3 separate regions of the Mus musculus genome follow, and all the other regions are linked to region 1. Evidence: chromatin loops called from intact Hi-C (ENCODE). Cell type or tissue: left cerebral cortex. All regions are shown on one strand. Links, peaks and the distances in the headings refer to the core of each region. The heading gives the core; the rest is flanking DNA.

Region 1 (7,573 bases), core at 1,323-6,322:
GGGACCCGCAGAGTGAAGGGGGCGCGTCCAGCTCCTGTTGGGTTTGTTAAGCGTAGTCTCACTCCTAGAGAAGTAGTCTCTCTCTCTCTCTCTCTATGTCTCCCTCCTAAACTTCTACCAACTCTCCGACCGCTCCCTCTTCTCTGCTGTGGACACTTCCAAGGGCACCTAGTACATTTTCCTATGCCCCTAAGGAACAGAGGGGACACATTCAGCACTCCGATGTTGCCATAAGAAAAGACCGGGGAGAGGGCTTAGATAGCTTAGTAAGTGAGGGCCCTTACTGCGCTGGCACACGAGAGAGCCTCAATCCCAATGCCCAGCACCCAGTACAAAGCCTGCCATGGTGCTTACTAAGTCCGTAACCCGGTGCTGTTAGACTGATACGGAAGGACCTCTGAGTTTGCTAGCTGCCATTCTAGAGCCAGGTTCAGTGCCATTCTGTGGCTCGAGGAAATAAGGTAGATGGGGATAGAGCAGGACACGGGACATCCTCCTAGTGCACACGTGTGTACACAGACACACACCCCACACACACCGCCACACATAAACACACACATACACACTTCGCAAGAAACAAATAACACAATAAAGATGGTGCCAGCAGAATTAACTCTGGTCACAATAATGGTGACGATTACTCACTGTTATTAATACTTGATAAGTGCATGTGTTCTTATACCACAGCTTACTGAATTGTCCACACTTTGCAGTGGGGACAACTGTCAATTCTACACAGAAGAAACAGCCCCCCAAAGGACAAGCTCCTGAAGTTCACACAGCTAGGAAGGAGACTCCGTGGGCCCCGCTCATTCCTGTCCCTGACCTTTCCTGAGAATCCATCCTGGTTATCACTTTCTGAATGTTCCTAAAGGGCTTGGTGTTCCATTTGTGATACATTAAAAGCCAGGCATTCTGCCCAGATCACTGTAAATAAGTTAGCTTCTGTTCTCCACCGAGAAAACCGATAGCCCAGATTGAGTGGGAAGCAGAAGCTATCAGCAAAGGCTACCAGGCAGCCCCCTTCTCTACACGCATTCAGATAAGGCTCATTCTGTGCCCTTGGGCGGAGGGAGGCACTGGGGATGAACCCACGGACTTGAGCAAGCCAGACAATGCTCTACCATTGAGCTACAGCTTCGGACTTGTGCAATTTTAAGTCAAGAAAAGGATTGCTTATCTTACTGTATGGCTTGATCTAGTCACCTGGGCCTCTTCCCCCTCTCCTCTTATTCTATTTAAAATGGTGGCAGATTTCAGCAAATGGACATTTTGCTCATCATCCTGTTGAGCTTGCTGCAGTTATCCCCATGATGGATGGGGTCATACATGCCACCAACTCTTCAAGCCAAGACTGCCCTTGATCAAGGAGACTAGTGGGATATCTATGTGGCTGGTGGGTTGGTCTTGGAGTGGGCTGTCTCTCAGTCTATGTGACTGGTGGGTTGGCCTTGCACTGGGCTGGCTCAGCCTATGTGACTGGTGGGTTGGTCTTGGAGTGAGAATGGCAAACACTTTATTACTGTTACTGTGGCCTATGGGGGATAACTCCTGCAATGTGTTTGACGCAGGCCTGGTGCTGTTGATTGACAAGTTAGTCGCTATTTGAGCTACCCAGACCAGCCTGCATAGTCCAAGGCCTGGCTCCACTACTACTGCCTACGGGATCAAAACATTTCACATTGCTTTTTAAAAGAATAAGTATGTTTGTATCCGACCCCTGAGAATTCCGTGTGTCTTTTACTACATTATTTACCTACTTTGTGTGCATATGTGTGCATGGCACACGCATAGAGGTCAGAGGACAGCTGCAGAAGTCAGTGTTCTTCCACCGAGTGGGTCCCAGGGACCACAGGCAGGACTTCAGGCTGATGGCAGTGCCTTTCCCTGTGAGCCTTCACGTCGGTTTTATGTAATGTTTCTCGGTTCCCTGTCATTTGTAAAGTGGGATGAACACGGAGCCTACCGTATAGTTCTTTTTATGGGTATCTGAGTCACTATACATACCGAGCTGAAAGCAATGTCTGCAACAAATCCTCAAGAAACCTGGACACTAGATTACGATGTGAAGCTCAGAATTCTTGTTCTTGCAGTCTCCTTTTGCTCTCGCAGGGTGAGGGCTTATGCAAACTATTTTATGGAAATATAGCTCCTCTTCGAAGGAACCATCAAGTCTACGGAGTATTTCATCATAAAGTCTACTCATCTGGATGTTGACGGATATTCCCTTTAATATCCAAAACTAGCTTTGTGCTAAGGACAATATAAACTATAAAACCCTGAGCTCCATCAATTCACTGCAAAACTAGCTATGAAACTTATATTCTTAGAACTCTTACATTCTTAGAGTTAATGTTCTCCACATGACAGCTCACTCAATCAGAGTTAAGTAATGGCTTGCCCACCCATGGGTCTCATGAATGCATGCACATGCATACACACACACACACACACACACACACACACACACACACACATTTGTAAAGTCAGATTTCAGAACTTTGGCACGAAGTAATAAAATGACTTAACTAAGCTGTCAAATTTTTTGTCTTGGAAGGAGACACCCAGGGAACACATTCCTTCTAGATCTGTTCCCTTGCCCATGTGACTCTCATGATCTCCACTTGGAAACAAGAAGAGTGAATTTCCCACCAGGGGTATTGTGAAGACAAAGGTAACATAAATCACATACAAATGGAAGGTGCATGTAAGAGACAAGACACTGAATAATTAAGTTATTGTTATCATCTTCTATGACAGACACACAAAATGACACCTGAGGGAGGCCAGCAGAGATACAATCTAGCTGAATAAGTTAGCCAGGAGCAAAAAGGTTATCCAGTTCAAAGGAGCCCAGGCAGCCACGGAAGTACAGAGCATGGGCCACAGAGGCTGAGGACACAGTCCCATGGCCAGGGGCTCTGGGTTCTGGGTAAAGCCCACCAGCTCTCTTGTGGTTTTGTTTTCTTTTTTCTGACTTTTTTTTTTGACATCGGGATTCTCCCACATTCCTTGCTGTGACAGCATCACAAGTGTCCCCAGTGATCATGATCTGACTTCCCACATAATGCAGTAAATGAGAAAGCCCCACACAATCTCAGGCCCCGCTCCAGTGTGACAATGAGTCCAACCACACCCAGACAGTGTCGCCAGTGGTTCCCAGTCAGTCCCAGGTCCTTTCCTTTTCTCTCAGAAACTCTGCCATGTCACCTCTCCACGTCCCCACAGTATGACGCAGAACTAGAAAGTTCTAGAGGAGAACTGAGTTTCTATCTTCTGGCCTTAAACCCAATATCATATTCCATATGAATTTGTTTTTATTCTTACTGTAAGATATTTGAAAAGATCGCTTCTCGGCCTTTTGGCTAAGATCAAGTGAAGATATTTGAAAAGAAAGGCTTAGGGGGGCAGTTAGTGTATTCACAGATATGTGAAGAAAGAAACATCTGTGTTAAATGTTATCCTACCATTTACACTTGAAATTAGCCAGCCAAACTAGAGGCCATTCAGTTCGGGCGGCTTGTGACTGACTCAATGCCAGAGATTTTGCTGGCATCTAACGGAGCACATGGAGAACGATGGGCGAATCAGTGTGCTCTTAGCGCCCTCTAGTGACTGTCATTGTATAGATAGAAACGCACTGAGACAGCCTGAGGCTGGATTGACCTCAACTTCCCACGAGCCAAACTGGTGACAGACTTAACTAAAATTTGCATTTTTCTGTAACACTTTTTTTTTCATTCGTTAAAAATATACATCTTTTTAGGAAACCAAATATATGAAAGCACAAGGTGTCTAGGAACCCACTTCTCTAAGACCACAAATCAAGTTCCTTCTGCATGGGGTAGGTATATACATGACGTGAGTGGGATCACATGACTGTGGGGGTGTGGCACATGTAGACGCCAGAGGACAGCATCGAGTGTTGCTCCTTGGCCACCATTCACCTTCTGGTTTTCTGTTTTCTTTTCTCACAGGCCTGCAAGTTCAACCAGTAAGCTAGCCTTGTTGGCCCGTTAGCTCCAGGGACTGTCTGTCTCTGCATCTGACCTCGTGGAGCTGGAGTTATGGGTGACTGTGAGCTGCCTGATATGGGTGCTGTACTTCTCTTTGGTGCTGTACTTCTCTTTTTTTTAAGATTTATTTATTATATGTAAGTACACTGTAGCTGTCTTCAGACATGCCAGAAGAGAGCATCAGATTTCGTTACGGATGGCTGTGAGCCACCATGTGGTTGCTGGGATTTGAACTTGGGACCTTTGGAAGAGCAGCCAGCGCTCTTAACCACTGAGCCATCTCACCAGCCCGCTATACTTCTCTTAACCATCGAGCCATTTCCTCAGTCCCAGGTCAGCCTTTTTTTTTTTTTTTTTTTTTAAACAGGTCTGGAGGATCAAACACAGGCCCTCTTGCGTGAAAGTATCTATTAGCCGGGCGTGGTGGCGCATGCCTTTAATCCCAGCACTTGGGAGGCAGAGGCAGGCGGATTTCTGAGTTCGAGGCCAGCCTGGTCTACAAAGTGAGTTTCAGGACAGCCAGGGCTATACAGAGAAACCCTATCTCCAAAAAACAAAAACAAAAAAAAAGAAAGAAAAGAAAAAAGAAAGTATCTATTAACTAAGGCAATTCCACAGGCCACTGAGTACCTTTAATAGGATCTATTTTTCTTTATATTTTTTTCTTTTGTTGGGTATTTTCTTTATTTACATTTCAAATGTTATCCCCTTTCCAGGTCTCCCTTCCGGAATCCCCATCCCCTCCCCCTGCCTCTCCACCCCCCACCCCCCACCCACCCACCTATTCCTGCCTTCCAGCCCTGGTATTCCACTATATTGGGGCATCGAACCTGCTCAAACCCAAGGGCTGCTTCTCCCACTTATATCCAACAAGGCCATCCTCTGCCACATATGCAGCAGGAGTCATGGGTCCCTCAACTCTTTGGTTGGTGGTCCAGTCCCTAAGAACTCTGGGGGGTCTGGCCGGTTGACACTGTTGCTCCCCCCATGGGGCTGCAAACTCCCGCAGCTCTTTAGTTCCTTCTCCAACTCCTCCATCGGGAACCCTATGCTCAGTCTAATGGTTGGCTGAGTCAACCTCTGTATTTGTCAGGCTCTGGCAGAGCCTCTCAGGAGACAGCTACATAAGGCTCCCTTCAGCGAGCACTGACCTACATCCGCAATAGTGTCCGGGTTTGGTGTCTGTATATGTGATGGATCCCCAGGTGGGGCAGTCTCTGGATGGCCTTTCCTTCTGTCTCTGCTCCACACTTTGTCTGCATATTTCCTGTGAGTATTTTGTTTCCCCTTCTAAGAAGCACTGAAGTGTCCACACTTTGGTTTTCCTTCTTCTTGAGCTTCATGTGGTCTGTGAATTGTATCTTGGGTATTTTGAACTTTTGGTCTAATATCCACTTATCAGTGAATGCATACCACGTGTGTTCTGTTGTGACTGGGTTACCTCACTCAGGATATTTTCAAGTTCCATCTGTTTGCCTAAGAATTTCATAAATTCATTGTTTTTAATAGTTGAATAGTACTCCATTGTGTAAATGTATCACATTTTCTGTATCCATTCCCCTGTTGAAGGACATCTGGGTTCTTTCCAGCTCCTGACTATTATAAATAAAGCTGCTATGAACATAGTGGAGCATGGGTTCTTATTACATGTTGGAACATCTTCTGGGTATATGCCCAGCAGTGGTATAGCTGGGTCTTCAGGTAGTACTATGTCCAATTTTCTGAGGAACTGCCAGACTGATTTCCAGAGTGGTTGTACAAGCTTGCAATCCCACCAACAATGGAGGAGTGTTCCTCTTTCTCCACATCCTCGCCAGCATCTGCTGTCACCTGAATTTTTGACCTTAGTCATTCTGACTGGAGTGAAGTGGAATCTCAGGGTTGTTTTGATTTGCATTTCCCTGATGACTAAGGACGTTGAACATTTCTTTAGGTGCTTCTCAGCCATTCAGTATCCCTCAGTTGAGAATCCTCTGTTTAGCTCTGTTTCCCATTTTTCACAGGGTTGTTTGATTCTCGGGAGTCTAACTTCTTGAGTTCTTTGTTTATATTGGATATTAGCCCTCTATGGGATGTAGGATTGGGAAAGATCTTTCCCCAATCTGTTGGTTGCTGTTTTGTCTTATTGACAATGTCCTTTGCCTTACAGAAGCTTTGCAATTTTATGAGGTCCCATTTGTCGATTCTTGATCTTAGCACCTAAGCCATTGGTGTTCTATTAAGGAAAATTCCCTCTGTGCCCATGTGCTCAAGGCTCTTCCCCACTTTCTTTTCAATTAGTTCCAGTGTATAATAGGATCTATTTTTAAACAACAAATTTCTCTGGTGGATTTAAAATATTTGATATTGCAAAAACTTCACATACACCCTCTTTTAGAATTATGGAAGTAAAAATTCATGATGTAAGCAAGTGTCTCAAAAAAAAAAAAAAAACTTAAAAAAGACTGCTGAGCTGTGATGGCGCACACCTTTAATCCCAGTACCTGGGAGGCAGAGGCAGGCAGATCTTTATGAATTCAAGGCCAGCCTAGTTTATAGAGTGAGTTCCAGGACAGCCAGGGCTACACAGGAAAACCCTGTCTCAATTCCCTACCCCACAAAAAGGACTTAAAATAAGTTAAATGGGGTCTGGAGAGATGGCTCTGTGGTTAAGAGCACTGAATGCTCTTCCAGAGGTCCTGAGTTCAATTCCCAGAAACCACATGGTGGCTCACAGCCATCTGTAATGGGATCTGATGCCCTCTTCTGGTGTGTGTGAAGTCAGCTACAGTGTGCTTATATACATAAAATAAATAAATCATATATATATATATATATGTATATATTATAAATCCTGAACTCATGGTGCATGTAACTTATTATATATATATAATTTATATATATATAAATAATATAATATATATATATAATATAATATAATAATATAATATATATATAATATATAATAATAATAATAATAATAATTATATATATATAATATATATTATATATTATATATATAATATTATAATATATATAATATATATATAATATAATTTATATATATATAAATAATATAATATATATATATAATATAATATAATAATATAATATATATATATAATATATAATAATAATAATAATAATATAATATATATAATATAATATAATATAATAATATATATATATTATATATATATATAATTTATATATATATAAATTATATATATATAATAAGTTACATGCCACCATGAGTTCAGGATTTTGTCTGGGGGGGGGGGGGGATTCCCCTGAAACCTGAGATGGTGGCACAGGCCACCTATGAGGACACTAAATAGTACATACTGATCAAATAGCACTAAAAATTAGAAAAAGAGAGAAAGACATTGCCAAAACTCCGATGTTCCAGGTCCCGTTAGGAAAGGAAGACACGGGGCTGGTGAGATGGCTCAGTGGGTAGGAGCACCCGACTGCTCTTCCGAAGGTCCTAAGTTCAAATCCCAGCAACCACATGGTGGCTCACAACCACCGTAATGAGATCTGATGCCCTCTTCTGGTGTGTCTGAAGACAGCTACAG
Region 2 (7,573 bases), core at 1,535-6,534, 360 kb before region 1:
TTTGTAGGATTCAAATTCTGTAATAAAGATTTTAAAGACTGCTTTGCTACTCTGGGTGTGAGGGAGCCATAAGGGGATGGTATACCAGTCGAGCAAAACCATCTAAAATAAATGAACAAAACTCAAATAACTCAAAGATATGACAAAAAGTAATATGAGACAAACACTCTACAAAAATATCACTGAGTTCATTATGTGTTTATCATCTTCTGTAGGCATGGGGCCTACCCTGAAGTGTGGTTGCATACCCATTAATATTCCAGCAGAGAAAAAATATTTTTTACATTTACAAGCATGTATCAACTGTTGTTAGCTAGGGGAATATGAGGTTTAGGGCCAGGTAAGAGAAGTACAGAAGAGATGGCCTGGTGGATAACATTCCTCTGGATACCTTTGGTTAACAGTTAGAGCAGCATTTAGGTAAGAGGGGACTGAAGGGTTGGTAAGTATTGCCAGGGTCTATGCGATCTGTTCCTTGTTTTATGTTCAGCTACACACATAGAACCAGTTATGAATATGGACAGACAGAAACAGAGGGAAAGATAGTTAGATCTTTCTAGACAGACACCTTAAGCCTGTCTAGAGGGACTCCTGCATACTTGCTTGTTTTTGTATTTTTTTTAAGATTTATTTATTTAATATATATGAGTACACTGTCACTGTCTTCAGACACACCAGAAGAGGGTGTCAGATCCCATTACAGATTGTTGTGAGCCACCATGTGTTTGCTGGGAATTGAACTCAGAACTGCTGGAAGAGCAGTTAGTGCTCTTAACCACTGAGCCATCTCCCCAGGCCCTACTTGCTTGGTTTTATAGCTTTATGCATCAAACTTTTAGAACCACACACAAAAGTACAAAAATACAAATATTAGCAAGGACCTCAACATAGATAAGGATATTGCTCACAGTTCTCCCTTTTATCTGGAGGCATAGATTCCCAAACCCCTGATTTCTGAAATCATGGTTAGCAGTAAACTACATAAATATCCTATTCTTTTTCTAATCATCACATTAAACTTAAATTTATAAATTAGGCAGAGAACAAAAATAAATAATAAGATAAAAATATGTTATAGCAAAATATTTTATAATACAAACTACATTATTGTACTATAGATCTTAGTAATCTCAGGCTAAGATTTTATTTTCCTTATTAAGTTGAGGTTTGTTTGTTTCGTTTTCGTTTAAAGGGGGTTCTTTGTAGCTTCTCTTTAGTATATCTGAATTCCTAGCACCAATACTTTTGTGCTTTGAGGTTATTATTAAGTAAAATAGGGTTATTTATCACAAATGCTGAGTTCAAGCCATATGCAACCTGACAACTTAAAAGGCTATTAAGGATTGACAGAAAGAAAACATAGATAGCATGGATGCTCTGGACAAAGGAATAAATTATATCTTGGATGGCTTGGAGCAAGATATTTTTAAATCTCATCATACTCACAGATGTGACATTTAAAACAGGAATTGCTTCTGGAATTTTCTTGTGATTACTTTCAGACTACAGATGTTTGCAGGTAACAATAACCTCAGAGAATAGAACAATTTAATAAGGTCTGTTGTAAATAGACAAAGAGATGAAAACCCATGCTAGAGAAATGATCAGATGCTTTGTCCTGTGGTTCTGTGCTTCAGACTTGAGACACACATACCCATGCACACATGCCTTGTGTTACGAGGAGTGATGTAAGTATATTACTTTAGTTTTCCTTCTAGAGCCCGAGTTTGGCCAGTTTTGTTTATTCTTTTTGTTGTTGTTATGCAGCCCTAGTTTCAATATTTCTGAAAGCTGAACACCTTCACATCAGGTGTGGTCTTAACTAAAGCCTAATTTTTACAAATTTCCTAGTCATGAAATGTTAGGCAATTTGCTTCATCACCAAGCTGCTAAAGAAGATTGAAACTCATGTCCAAGGCTTCTGGATAAAGACTAGCCATTGCACTGGCTCCTCAAGAACAAAACAAAACAAAACAAAACAAAACAAAACAAAACAAAACAAAACAAAACACATGTAAAGTTTCTATATCAGAAAGTTATTGTGTTTACAACCCTAAGAGAAAGCTTCTGCCTCGTTTTTCTGCTCTGAGGGATTGGTCCACCATGTTTAGACAATATGGCCTCCTGTACTAACTTTACACAAGGCTCATCCTTTGCTTTTAAAAAGGAGGTGGCTCTCTACCTGTGGGCCAGTGTCTTCTAGCTGTATAGAAGCAGTGGCAACCCCACTGGCCTCCCCCTTCCTTCTATCCCATCTCTTTCCCTTGATGTCCAGCATTCCAGCTGATACAAAACTTTTAGAAACTGTAGTGGTCTCCTATGTAACTCAGGCATTCACACTGTCAGGCAATGCTATCTTCCAACATGCTTTATAACTGCACCTCTGTCTCTGGCTTTTGCTGTGATAGTGATTGGTCCCCTCTCTAGAGAACCCTGGAAATGTTGAGATTCATCAAAACCAACCAGTGATGGCTTCCTTCTGCTTGGGAGCCTTCAGTTTATTTTTCTTCTCTCATGTTTTATCACCAGCAATGGCGAGAAACCAGTCTGTACTTCCACACTTGGCTCAGAAACCCCAGAAAGTATCCAAGCTCTGTGCTTCATGTTCTGCTTCTGTCTAGCAGATTGCAGACCAGCCAAGTCCCGTCACTGTAACAAGGATCACCTTGTCTCCAGTTTCCACAGACAGGGCCTCGCTTCCCTCTGAGACCTGGCCGGCAGTGCCTTTGACATTGCTATTTCTAGCAACATTCTGATCACAGTGCAAAATATACACTCTGAAACAATAGCCACTTTCTCTACAGCTCTCCTTTTTTTCCTTCCAAGTCTTCCCCAGAGAGTCCTTCAACAAGCATATCTTTACCAACATTCTATTCCAGCCATTTGTTTTTAATGCTGAACCTCAAAAGTCTTCCAGTGTCTGACTGCTATCCAATGCCCAAGCAATCCTCATACATGTGGATGTCACAGTTGAGCTTCACTTTGGGAACCAAAGTTTACATAAATTTCAAAGGCTGTCCTAAGAGTACTATAAACAGACAATTAATGCTTCACAGTTCTGCACAGGTCAAAACTGAACTACGGAGAGGAAGTTTTCTCTGATGGAGAGAGGGAAGGATCTATTCCAGGCTTCCCTCCTTGACTTGTAGATGTCCATCCTTTTCTATGTCTTGTTACACTGTTTTCTCCTTAGATGTCTGCCAGTGCTCCAACTCCCCCTCCCTGGAGCACTGGGATCAAATTTAGGGGCCACTTTATGCCAAGCAGGTCAGTCACTGTACTTTACCCCTGGACCCCCTAATTTCTCTTTGCTTTGATGACATCAGCAGCTTTGGATTAGACAATTGCTCTTTTCTAGTATCGACTTGATGGATTAGACAATTGCTCTTTTCTAGTATCGACTTGATGACAAGGTAATTATTTGGCTTGAAGGTCTTGAGGTGCCTAAAATGTTCACAGAACTGAAGTTAAAGAAACATGGAAGGAGGCCTTTAGTTAGATAGTAGTTCCCAGACAAGACAGTGGGGAGGCACAGTGGCTCTGATTTTGAATAGGCTAAGATAGCTGATGAGGGTAATACAGGGCATAGGAGGGAACAGAAAGAGAGACCCATTATGCCACACAAGGGGAACAGGCTGAGAAGTAGAGTTCTGTGAAGACAGAGCAGCAGAAAAAGCTGGGTTCCATCTCACTGCTAAACTCTCCACAAAAGACTAGAACATGCACTAAACGCTGAGAGACATTGTCTTTCTCTTACATTACCTCTACTGGCCTCTTACATCACCTTTACTACTCCTTCTTGCCCTCTCCACTCCAGGAAAAATGGTTTCCATGAGCCAGACAGTTTTAGTCACTGCTCTATTGCTGTGAAGAGACACCATGACCAAGGCAGTTCTTAGAAAGCATTTAAAGCAAGGCTTCCTTAGTTTCAGATGTTTAGTCCATTATGGTAGAGAGCAAGCAAACAGACAAGGTACTTCAACTTCTTCAGTAGCTGAAAGTCCTCCATCCTGATCTGCAGACAGTGGAAAGAGACTGGGCCTGGCCCAGGCTTTTGAAACCTCAAAGCCCAGCCTTGAGTGACACACTTCTTCCAACAAAGCCACACCAATTTGAGCCTATGGAAAGCATTGTTGGTCAAATCACCACGCAGACAATCAAATTCTAGGCACCCCAGCATCTAGTTAAGTGCTCTTGTCTAGGTATTTTAAGTCTTTCTAAGACCTTAGCAGTACCACCCCCACTAACTCGTAGGTGTGTTGTTGTCTGTTATGTATATAGCTGGCCAACTAAGCAACTTTCCTTCAGAGCAGTTGCTATGTTCAGCCCTCTCCAGTTATTGGGCCTTTGTGAGTTAAGACACCATCCAAACTCACTGTTTTTAGATGGATAAACCTGGGTGCAAGCAATAGGGTCTGTTACATTTCAAAGCCCTCAGCCTGCTTGTGACAGCAGGTGCTATCACAGGGCACCATCCTTTCTTCCCTCTAGTCTGCAGGAGCAAAGGTTGGAGATGAAACTGATGAGACACAAGATCCACCTGATGGTTGCTAAGCAACCTTTGTTGGCAAAAATGTAAAAACAAAATTGAAGGAGCTTTTAATTGGCCAAATATCTTGGAGAATATGTATGATTCCTCAGAGGTTTGTTTTCAGAACATTCTTTTTTTATTGAAGCAGTTAATCACTTATTTTAGAGATAGTTATCATAATTATGTAAAATTCCATCAATTAAAACTAATTTTGGAATGTCACTGATTGAATCTTAACTATGTGCAGAAGATACCCTAATTATTTTATTGAAAAGTGTACCAGAATGCATAGTGATCACACATGCTTTCCACATCTGTTTCAGGTCATGGACCTCCTAGCAGCTGATAGGACACTGGGTATGGGAAGGTCATGTCTAAGTTTCCTACTTATATAATGATGGTTTCTGCAAGAGAGATCACTTCATAGGATCTTCTCAAATTTGCCGAGCTTTGGACTGAAACTCCTATGTCTCAGGAGCCCTTGAATCATGCATTGGTCACCTCATCTCTGATCTCAGCGTTGTACCTGGGAAGGTTAGATTTGGTTGGGAGAGGATCCTGGGACTGGAGTTGTCTTGAAAAATCTCTGAGCACAGTGAGACAGCCTGTGTTGGAGTTTCCCTAGGATACAAGCTCATCTGGACCAGATGAGGGTTTTTCCAATCCCTGGAAATCTTAGGATTTCTGAGAACAGAGGAGTGAAACCATTGAACCCCTTGAGAATGAATGTGAAGCCCATCCTCTTCTCCCTAAATACTGACTGAGTTCTCTTAACCTGTGCTATTGGTCCATATCCCAAAACCTAATACTTGCAGCATGTTTTAGGCCTCTGTAGGTTACAGTCAGTAATACCCATGCTTTCCAAAGGAATCCCCAGTGGCCTGGGATGTTGTAGGGGCGTGGCCTGAGATGTCATAGGGGCGTGGCCTGGGATGATGTCATAGGGGCGTGCTATGAGAATGGGGAGCAGGGGAGCACTACAGCTTAAGAGAGAAAGGCATGGTGATACTCTCATGCTTTCCGTGGGGAAGGGGTCCTGTCGCAGTGATGCCTGTCCATGGGGCAGTTACATTGTCTCACACAGATACGGGAAGATTCTCCGAAATCATATCAGAAGTATGTGCCAGGCACAGGAAGCTGAACAGTGGTATTCCATTTTCCCAGAGGGTCTTCCCAGTGATCGGGTGACCTGTGACTGTTGTCTAGAGCACAGAATCTTTCTTGATTTAGTTTGTGAGGAATTCATACATGAATACTGTATTTACACCATTTCAACCCCTACCCTTCCAAATCCTCCCTTATCCTTTCCTATCAAATTCATGACCTCCCTTGTGATACTGTTGTATTCACACATACATAGACATGTGTTCGTGTACACACATATTCAACCTACCAAGTCCTCTTAGTATTGCTCCTATATGTTTACGGCTGACCACTTGGGATTGGATAACCCATCAGGGGCTTAGCTCTGGAACTGATTCTTTCCCAGCAGCCACTGACTTCCTGCAGAAGAGCACAAAATCTTAAGTCAGAGGAACCTGTGTAGCTGCAAACTGAATACAATATGGGAAGCTGAAGACAGAGGCCTCTGTCATGGTTTGTTTATGAAGTGTTCTCTACAAAAGGCTCACGTGCTGGCCATACAGTCCCCAGCTGGTGAATCTAATCATTGAGGTGATCTGATCATGGGGTTCTGACATGACAGTGGGCTTAACATGAAGGCATCATTGGGAGGCATTAGAGATGGGGCCCAGTTGGGAGGAGGTAGGTCATTGAGCAGATGCTTTCAAAGGTAATGTGTTATTTCGATCCTTCTCCTACTCTCTAGCTCTCTGCTTTCTAGGTACCATAAGGAGAACAGCATTACTCCACTCTTCGCCATAATGCTCAGCCTCACTCCAGTCTCACAGTGACAGGACCAGGTAGGTAAGGACTGAGCTTCTAAAACCACAAGACAAAAATAAACTCCCATCCCTTAAGGTGTTCATCTCAGGTATTTTGTCACTGTGATGAGAAACTGATTGGCCAGCATCCAGGATGAATAAGCATGGAGGGATTTAGGGTCATGAGAAGCTGGGCAAGGCAACCTAGTGATAAGATGGAAAACCATCAATAAACAAAAGAATGGTAAACACACATGCAAGATACAGTGGGCTATACTGACATTCAGCACTTCACGGTTCTACATCTGTCACACAACACAGTGTCAGGGAATGGGGGGCACCAGGTCTAAGGATAACAAAAGTTTGCTCAAGTCGTGGCCTGGTAATGCTCTGTTAACCATTCATACACTGCAGGAAAGGCCCTAGATAGTGTCCCATCTGGGAATTCTCACTTTTTTTTAAAATAAGAAACAAAAGATTCTGCAGTGATTTGTGTCTGTGATTAAATACCTAAGAGGCTAATAGGGGAAGTAAAGATGTGAACTTCACAGGTCGATTTTCTGGCACCCTATTAGATTATAATGATGTATTGTGAAGACCATTTGAAGCTTTTACTATATCATTAGTCAGATGGCAAGACTATTTTAGTTTTTGGTGTGCTAAGGAGGGACAGTACAGTTGTATTTTTAGCTAATGTTGAGGGAGTTGTAAGTGCATTGAAAAGAACAGATGGGATGTTTGGAGGTAGGAAAAGGTGGATACAACCAGAGAAAGAACACAGTAACAAAGAGTTCTCATAAAATTCTATTCTGGTGAAACAACTATGACTTCTGGGTTGATTTGCTTACATAAACGAAAGAGTGTATTTATTTTTCCCTTGATGAATCTGGGGATCAAATCCAGAGCACACTAAGCAAGTACTCTACTGTTGGGCCAATCCCAGGCCCAACTGAAGTGGTCTTAAAAACTGTAGACCATGATCTATACTTATTAATACTAAGGTTAGGAGCAGTGAGTGCTCACTTCACACATTTATTGTGAATCAAACAAATGCACAAAATTTTCCAATTTAGAATTTGAAAAGGTTATAATCCTGGTCACACTGGACTGATAAAGGGAGGTGGGGGGGGTCTCTGAAGTGGAAGAGGGTGATGTGACG
Region 3 (7,573 bases), core at 1,535-6,534, 180 kb before region 1:
TCTACTAAGTCAGGCTGTATGGTTATAACTTGTAAAATTTCTTATATCTGCTATATTATTTATTTAGTTTAAATTTATTAGTTTAAATTTATTTAAATATTTATATCTTATGTTTCAACAAAACTGCAAATTGACAATTTTGCTAAACTCAACTATGTTATATAAGATACATTTTTCATTAAGATACCAAAGACAAAACCCAACAACCTGGCAAATGTGTGAGAGATGTTTATAGTGTTCATTACTGATAATAGATGAATATCTAGAATATACAAAGAATCTCACAATGCATAGAAATGTGAGCAGAAAAACAAGAGAATGGTTAGATGTTGATACCAATTCACCAGGAAGGAAACAAAAGGAGTCAATAATCACATAAAAATATTCCAACCTCACCAAGAGTAAAAGAAATGCAAGTAAAACAATAAAAATTCAGCAGGCAGCAGCCAATGCAAAGGCACATACGACCAATGCACCGAGTGGAAGAGAGTTCTGCTCTAAAGAGGACATAGTTACCAATCCCTCCCTCTCTGCCCCTGCCAGAGCTCAGAGAGCAAGGAGAGGCACACAGCATAGAGGAATGGAAGAATATGGAGGCACGGTGTGAAATGCTCTCTTACGAACATGACAGGGCTGTGGCCCTCACAACAACTGTGGCTACCTGCCCAAGATCTATATGACAACTAGCCAGAAAGTCTAGCCAGAACTCCTCTGGCCCTACCTTTATTAAAAAGTTATTGGCAGTTGGCAGCCACAGAGAGAGGAAGAATCATGTCTCTTTGAAGTTGCACCCACTCGTAGGTTTCGCATGCTCCAGTGGATGGCCCCACACTCATGCAGATTTGGGTAGCAAAAGAGACGGGAAAAAACCCAAGATAGGAAGCTTGTCTGCCAGTGGAAATGAAAAGCAACGTGACTATTCTAGAAAAGCAATCACTCCACTGGTGTCAGTGATGCCCAAGGACTCTACATTTCACTCTGGATATAAATCTACAGTAACTCAAGGAGAGATGTAAATGAGCAGAGCTACACTGTGCCTTGAAACACTGAAGAATTCACTACCAGGACACTTCATAAGCAAAATGAAGTATACACACAAAGAAGAATACATATAGCTGTCTAGAGCTGCACGCTGCATTGAAAATTAGGCTCAAATAATTCTCAGCTTCAGAATAAGAAACAGTCAAATTTCTGACCAAATGCTCTTTCTTTGCATATAAGGCACACACTCAATAATATTATGTATTCTCATTGTACAGATTTGTATTTATCTTTTCTGTTGTTGTGATAAAATACCATAACCAAAACCAGCTTAAGGAAGAGAGTCTATTTTAGCTTTTAGTTTCAGAAGGACAGAACCCATCATGTCATGGGAGACACAGCACGGTAGCAGGAGTGAAAGGCTAGCTGATGGTATTACATCCCATAGATAGATAGATAGATAGATAGATAGATAGATAGATAGATAGATAGATAGATAGATAGATAGACAGATAGATACAAAAGACGAGAGGGGGTGAGGGAGGGGAAGAGAGAGAAAGAGAGAGACAGGGAGAGAGACCAGGAAGGAAGGAGAGGTTAGAAGTCCTCAAAGCCTGTACCCCATAACAGACTTCCTCTAGCAAGGTTCCACCTTCTAAAGGGTCTCTAACATCCCAAAACATCTCTAGCAACCAGAGACCAAGTGTTCAACCAAACATGTGAGCCTATGGGAGACATTTCTCATTCAAACCACCAGGGTCTCTTAGCAGCTTTTCTCTTTGCTGTGATCAAACACATAACAAACACAGCTTACACCAAAAAGGGCTTATTTTGGCTTACAGTTTAAAAGGTCAGTCCTTCATGATGAGGAAAGGGTCATGACAGAGACATAGTGCCGTCGGTCACTTATGGATGCAGTCGGGAAGCAGAGAGACGTGAATGCCCCCCAGAGCTCCCTGTCTTCCTGTTACTCAGTCTGGTAAGTACGTTTATGGGATGGTGCCGCTCACCTTCACTGAAGGTGGGTCTTCCCCCATAAGGCAAGACTTTATTTTTGTTTGTTTGTTTTTTAGAGACAGGGTTAGCCCTTGCTGTCCTGGAACTCACTCTGTAGACCAGGCTGGCCTCGAACTCAGAAATCCACCTGCCTCTGCCTCCCAAGTGCTGGGATTAAAGGCATGTGCCACCACCGCCCGGCAAGACTTTCTTTAAAAACATCCATATAAACACACCAATAGATGTGTTCTCATGGAGGCTCTAACCCCTAACGTGTTGATAGTCAAGACTGGCCATCACAACATACTTACGGGGTGTATGTGAATAGCGATGTGAAACACTGCACACAATGTGAAACCGGCTGCCTCCGAGTGAAGGAGCCGCAGAAGAGAGAAATCAATCATAGATTATAAGCAAAGGTGTGGGCCCTGGAGCAAGGGTGATGGGGAGCAAGCTTGACTAATCCAGTTAGAAACCTCAACCTCAGAGTGCAGGAAAGAGAAGAGAATCGAGACGGGTGAACCCCATTTCTAGACCAACCTGGATCAGGAGTAAGCACAAAGGCCCGGAAGGCTATTGGCTCTGGATGGAAGCTCCACCACATACCAGTCAGCCATTTTATTTCCCTCCAAGAATTAAAAAACAAACAAACAAACAAAAAGACATGAACTATGGCTCCTACCTGTGTTTTCTGCTTCTGTGTCCACACATCCACTCTTAAGGGGATCGTGGAAGGGGGTCATATTTAAACTGAATTTTTAAGCTTATAGCTATCACTGACAAGGGTGCAAGGGAAGGGAACGTACAAGGCCAGAAGCAGAAGGGGAACGGCTGCCTGGGGAAGGGAACTAGACAGAGTTGGCAAGGTTGGTTGTTTGGTTGGTTGGTTGGTTGGTCTATCTATCTATCTATCTATCTATCTATCTATTTCACTACTCATTATAAATGTATAATTACAACTCCCCAGGTAAGCTTGTTATTTCATCTTATAGATGAGTGTGCTGATGCTGAGAGTATGTACTGATTTCCCGACAATCAAAATACAGATTTATTTTCTAAAGAACTGAATTGTTCAGACTCTGAAACTGAGTTCCAGATTCGCCTAATTTTCACTATACTGTGTCCCTGTTACACTGTCTTAGGGGAGGAGACAGAACAAACAGAAGCTACGTGGAACAGAAAAAGTCTTGACTCCATGCAACTAGGAAAGGGAAAGCAGCTCAGGCTTAAACATTATTTATAAAGTGTGTCCCCAGAATTGCTGTGTGCACGGAGATGATCTTGGCCATAACTCTGACAGTAGCTGCTGGAATGTGGGACCAGGAGCATCTGCTGCACCATGGGTTTCCAGGCACCCACCCCCACGTGCCTACGCTTACCCATGGCATCTGCTCCATCAGGACACGGGGGCAGAGAGCATCTGTACCCCTGTTGCTGCTCCCACACCAAGGCCGAACCTTCCCTGGAGCCCATCAATCACAAGGAAAGTGGCCACGAAGGACTGGAGCACTGTCTCTTTGTGCTGACAGCTCACCAGCACTTCAATCTCTATTAGTCAAAATACAGGCTTCCTACTCCCTTTCCGGCCCACTCTCCAGATGAATGCCATCACACCCCACCCAGTGTTAGAATCTGGTATTGATTATAAGAGCTACTCCTCTGCATGTCCCCTAAACATATTTCAGCATTGAAAATGGAGACCCCTTTATGTGTGTGTAGGTGGAGCATTGTTCTAAAATATATACTCAGTGTAAAGGAAATGCCAGGGTTGTCTGTAATACTGCTTCATTATTTGTGCCTAATTGGACAACCCCTGAAATATTTCCAGGTCAATTTGTGAAATAAAAAAACATAAACACCCTCATATGCACACACACACACACACACACATAAAATTTAATATGAGTGTACATTAAAAGAACTGTTCCGTTTTATAATTGCAACTCAATGTTCCATTCCATAATGATGTACTTTTTCTTGCAATTTTTGTGCTGAACTAGGAAATGACTCAGAACACATGGTGGCAGAGTTAAGCAATATGGAGGAGAAATGACTCCAGTTTCCTTTTCTCTTTGTAAACTCACAATCTGGCCTGTGTGCTCTGACTTTTCAACTGTTCATCTGTGAACAAAACGCATCGCAGTTTCACGGATGACATTTTGTTAAAATTTGTCATAAGAGAGTAACTTGTTGCATGGTTAGATGGAAGCTTGTTGCATCCATGCGCTAAGTGGTCATGGCTTGCCATGGACACGTCAATTTTACTAACCATTCGTTATATGCTGATGACTAGGGACGACTGTATCCTGCTGTCACTAAAGCTTACCTAAAATAAGAATTAAGCTTACCTATTTTCTCACATAAAACAAGGCTCCGCTTAGAAAGTCCAGGGCTGAACTGACAGTCTCTCAATCATAAAGGTCCAGGTTCTGTCCGTCTTTCTGGTCTACCAGCATTGAATCATGGCCCCACCTGTGATGACATCATCTCCTCAGAAATGGATGACAACTCCAGTGAGTAATCTAAATTCAAAGTAGGAAATAAACTTGAAAAAGAAAACAACTCACAAATCTCTAAATTCACCCATGGAGGAAATTTCTACCCAAAGTCCCAAAGGCAACACAGACTAAGGAATGTGGATTTTTTTAATAGTGCTTTCCAACCAAGAGTAAAGAAAATTAAGAGATGTTGCTATTGAGGAAAGAAAAAATGGATACCAAAGTCTATAACTCATAAAGAATTTCTCTATTTTATAAGGAAATTAAAGGTTAGCATGCCTGCCTTACACAGCCAGTAAGGACAGGTCCCAGACATGTCTTAGGCAGCTATTCTGTTTTCTTTTCTGTCCTAGCAGAGTTTCAACTTCTTCAGGTGTTCATTCACTCTCCACAGAATCTGTGTCTTGACAGAAGACTAGATCTGTATATCTAGTCCACAGGCAAGCCTGCTTTGTTTAATAATTCATTATAGGAGAGGAATACCAGTAAATTTACTTAAAGCAGGCCTGTTTGCATTCATAATTGTCTATATAGTATAATGTAATGTATTTGGACTAATGACACCACAGCGAGGTAATTTCCACTGTTTATAAATGTTTGTAGACATCTGTGGATTTCAATTCTTTTGCATAACTATGATTTCTATTGGCTCCAGAGTCTACATGGAGCACCTAATTGGGTTGAGATTTTCATATAATTTTCATGTAAAGAAATGAAATTCTCAAGTTCAACCTATAGAAATGCCTACTAATGGGGCTGGCAAGATGAAAACACTTGCCACCAAACCCTAGGGAGCAGAGACCAATCTCCAAACCCACAGTGAAAGGAGAAAAACAAGACTTTAAAAGCTGCCTCCTGACCTCCACACATGCATGCTCTCTCTCTCTCTCTCTCTCTCTCTCTCTCTCTCTCTCTCTCTCACACACACACACACACACACACACACACACACACACACACACACACACCATTTTAGTTAGATTTTTATAGCTGTGATAAACACCATGAATAAAAGCAACCTAGGGAGAAAAGGGTTTATTTCCCTTATGCTCCATCACTGAGAGTTGTCAGGCAGGAACCCAAGCAAGCCAGGAACCCTGAGGCAGGAGCTGTCACAGAAGCTGTGGAGAAGTACTGCTTAGTGGCTTATCCTTCATGGCCTACTGTTGCTTGCTTGTTCCATCTCAGACCAAGGGCTCAGGAATGGCATCACCAGAAATTTCTCACACAAATCATCAATCAGGAAAATGTCCTACAGACTTGCCTAGAGGTAATCAATTGAGAGTCTATTGTCTCAAATAGCTTGTTTCAAGTTAGCCTAAAACTAACCAACACATACACACACATATAGTCCACAAGCATATGCAATAATAATAATGAGGAGGAAGAGGGGGGAGGGGGAGGAGGAAGAGGAGGAGGAGGAGGAGTGAAAATATCTAAATGCCTCATGATAAAATAGTTTTGCCATAAAACTCAAACTGAACAAGATCACTTACCATTGAGTAGCTACTTAGTGTATGTCTGATGACTCAGAGGTGCTGGCTATATATAGTCAGGGTCATTGTTACAGAGAGCAACAATGGCCTATTTGCTCATGAGTATACAAGCTAGTAAAACAAAGCATTTAAAGACCAAAATTGATTCTCTGCATTTCTGAGCATCATTAAATTCTATTCACTTTTCAAAATGAAGGCTAGTTACACTTTTTAAAACCCAGTAATTTTTATATAAATGATAGATTGGTGTATTAGTCAGGGCTATCTTTTTTTCCAATTTTTTATTAGGTATTTTCTTCATTTATAGTCAGGGTTCTCTAAAGTCACAGAATTTATTGAATGTTTCTCTATATTGAGGAAATTTATTGTGATAACTTAACAGTTTGTAGTCCAACTAACCCAACAATGGTCAGCTGTGAATGGGAAGTGCAAGAATCTAGTAGTTGCTCAGTTCCACAAGGCTAGTTGTTTCAGCTGGTCTTGTGTAGAAGTAGGTTCCAACAGATGTGCTGGCAAGTAAGTGCAAGCAGGCAAAGAAGGGAGTTCTACATCTTCATCTGAAGGCTGCTAGAATACTGGCTTCCTGGCAGCTAGGATGAGGGCCTTAAAGCCCACACACACACCTACTCCAACAAGACCACACTTTCTAATAGTGCCACTCTCTGGGCTGAGCATATACAAACCATCACACTTGATAATTAAACAAATGACTACTTGATTGTATTTTATAGGTAAATCGTCATTGTAATAGAGAAATCAGTTTGACAACATATAATTGAACATGCAAAGGTACTTAAAGAGGTTGAGAAATTACCACATGGATAATACTATCTGTACATCATCTTCCGTGGGATTAAATGTTAATCAATACACAGGCCAGGATGATAACTCAATTGGTAAAATGTTTGCCTTGCAAACCCGAGGACCCCAGTTCAATCTCTAAAACTCTCTCTCACACACACAAACACACACACACAAACACACGCACACACACACACACACACACACACACACACACAAGGCCTGGTGGCTCATGCAGTGCCAAGGAGGCTGGACAGAAGAATCCCTGGAGCCCCGTGACCAGCCAGCCTAGATGAACAGGTGAATTCCAGGCCCTGGCCTAGGTCAAAAAGCAATATGGGTAATATCTGAGCAGAGACACCCAAAGTTGACTTTTAGGGCACACACATACACATCTTCACACACTCTTACACTCACAATACTTTCATGCACATACACTGAAACACACTCCATGCATACACTCACACATATACATGAACCCACATCTAGCACAAACACACACACACAAGCATGTGTTCACATAGACCAAAAACTGTTTATAGATTTCTGAGGCTTAGAAAGTTTGAGCAATGATCCTCTCACATTGCTGTTGGCTTGAATTATAAACTGAGTAGTTACTGCAGGCAGCTGGGGAGTGAGAATGTGTCTGGCATGACTGGACTCTGCCGTGTGAGAAGCCCAACTTACATAACCATCCCCCTACCTTGTGAGCTCAGCATTGCCATCTCTTGTGTCACATGAGAACCCTGAAGATCAAAGAGGTTAACGATTGCCTCAAGGTTACATGGCAAATCCATGAGG

Evidence for each region. A loop is a pair of places that touch in the nucleus more often than their neighbours do. Peaks named below come from ENCODE experiments on the same cell type or tissue, not always from the same donor. Only the 100,000 strongest peaks of a DNase experiment are listed, where the experiment ranks them.
Region 2: a loop joins it to region 1, with 4 times the contacts of the local background. A loop is called at or near these places in 2 of 42 quality-filtered maps.
Region 3: a loop joins it to region 1, with 2.8 times the contacts of the local background. A loop is called at or near these places in 2 of 42 quality-filtered maps.

Annotation. Positions count from the first base shown.
Region 1 is chr3:31,142,162-31,149,734 of GRCm38, reverse strand. No RefSeq gene overlaps it. Among named protein-coding and RNA genes, the nearest start is that of Cldn11, 4.0 kb to the left of the region's middle. In left cerebral cortex, for the core only: a CTCF peak has its summit at 3,620 (motif pointing left); DNase peaks (open chromatin) are centred at 1,990, 3,579 and 3,874.
Region 2 is chr3:31,503,733-31,511,305 of GRCm38, reverse strand. No RefSeq gene overlaps it. Among named protein-coding and RNA genes, the nearest start is that of Gm33886, 180 kb to the left of the region's middle. In left cerebral cortex, for the core only: no CTCF peak of the experiment used is centred there; DNase peaks (open chromatin) are centred at 2,586 and 4,237.
Region 3 is chr3:31,324,431-31,332,003 of GRCm38, reverse strand. No RefSeq gene overlaps it. Among named protein-coding and RNA genes, the nearest start is that of Slc7a14, 18 kb to the right of the region's middle. In left cerebral cortex, for the core only: a CTCF peak has its summit at 3,610; DNase peaks (open chromatin) are centred at 3,396 and 4,017; H3K27ac peaks cover 393 bases.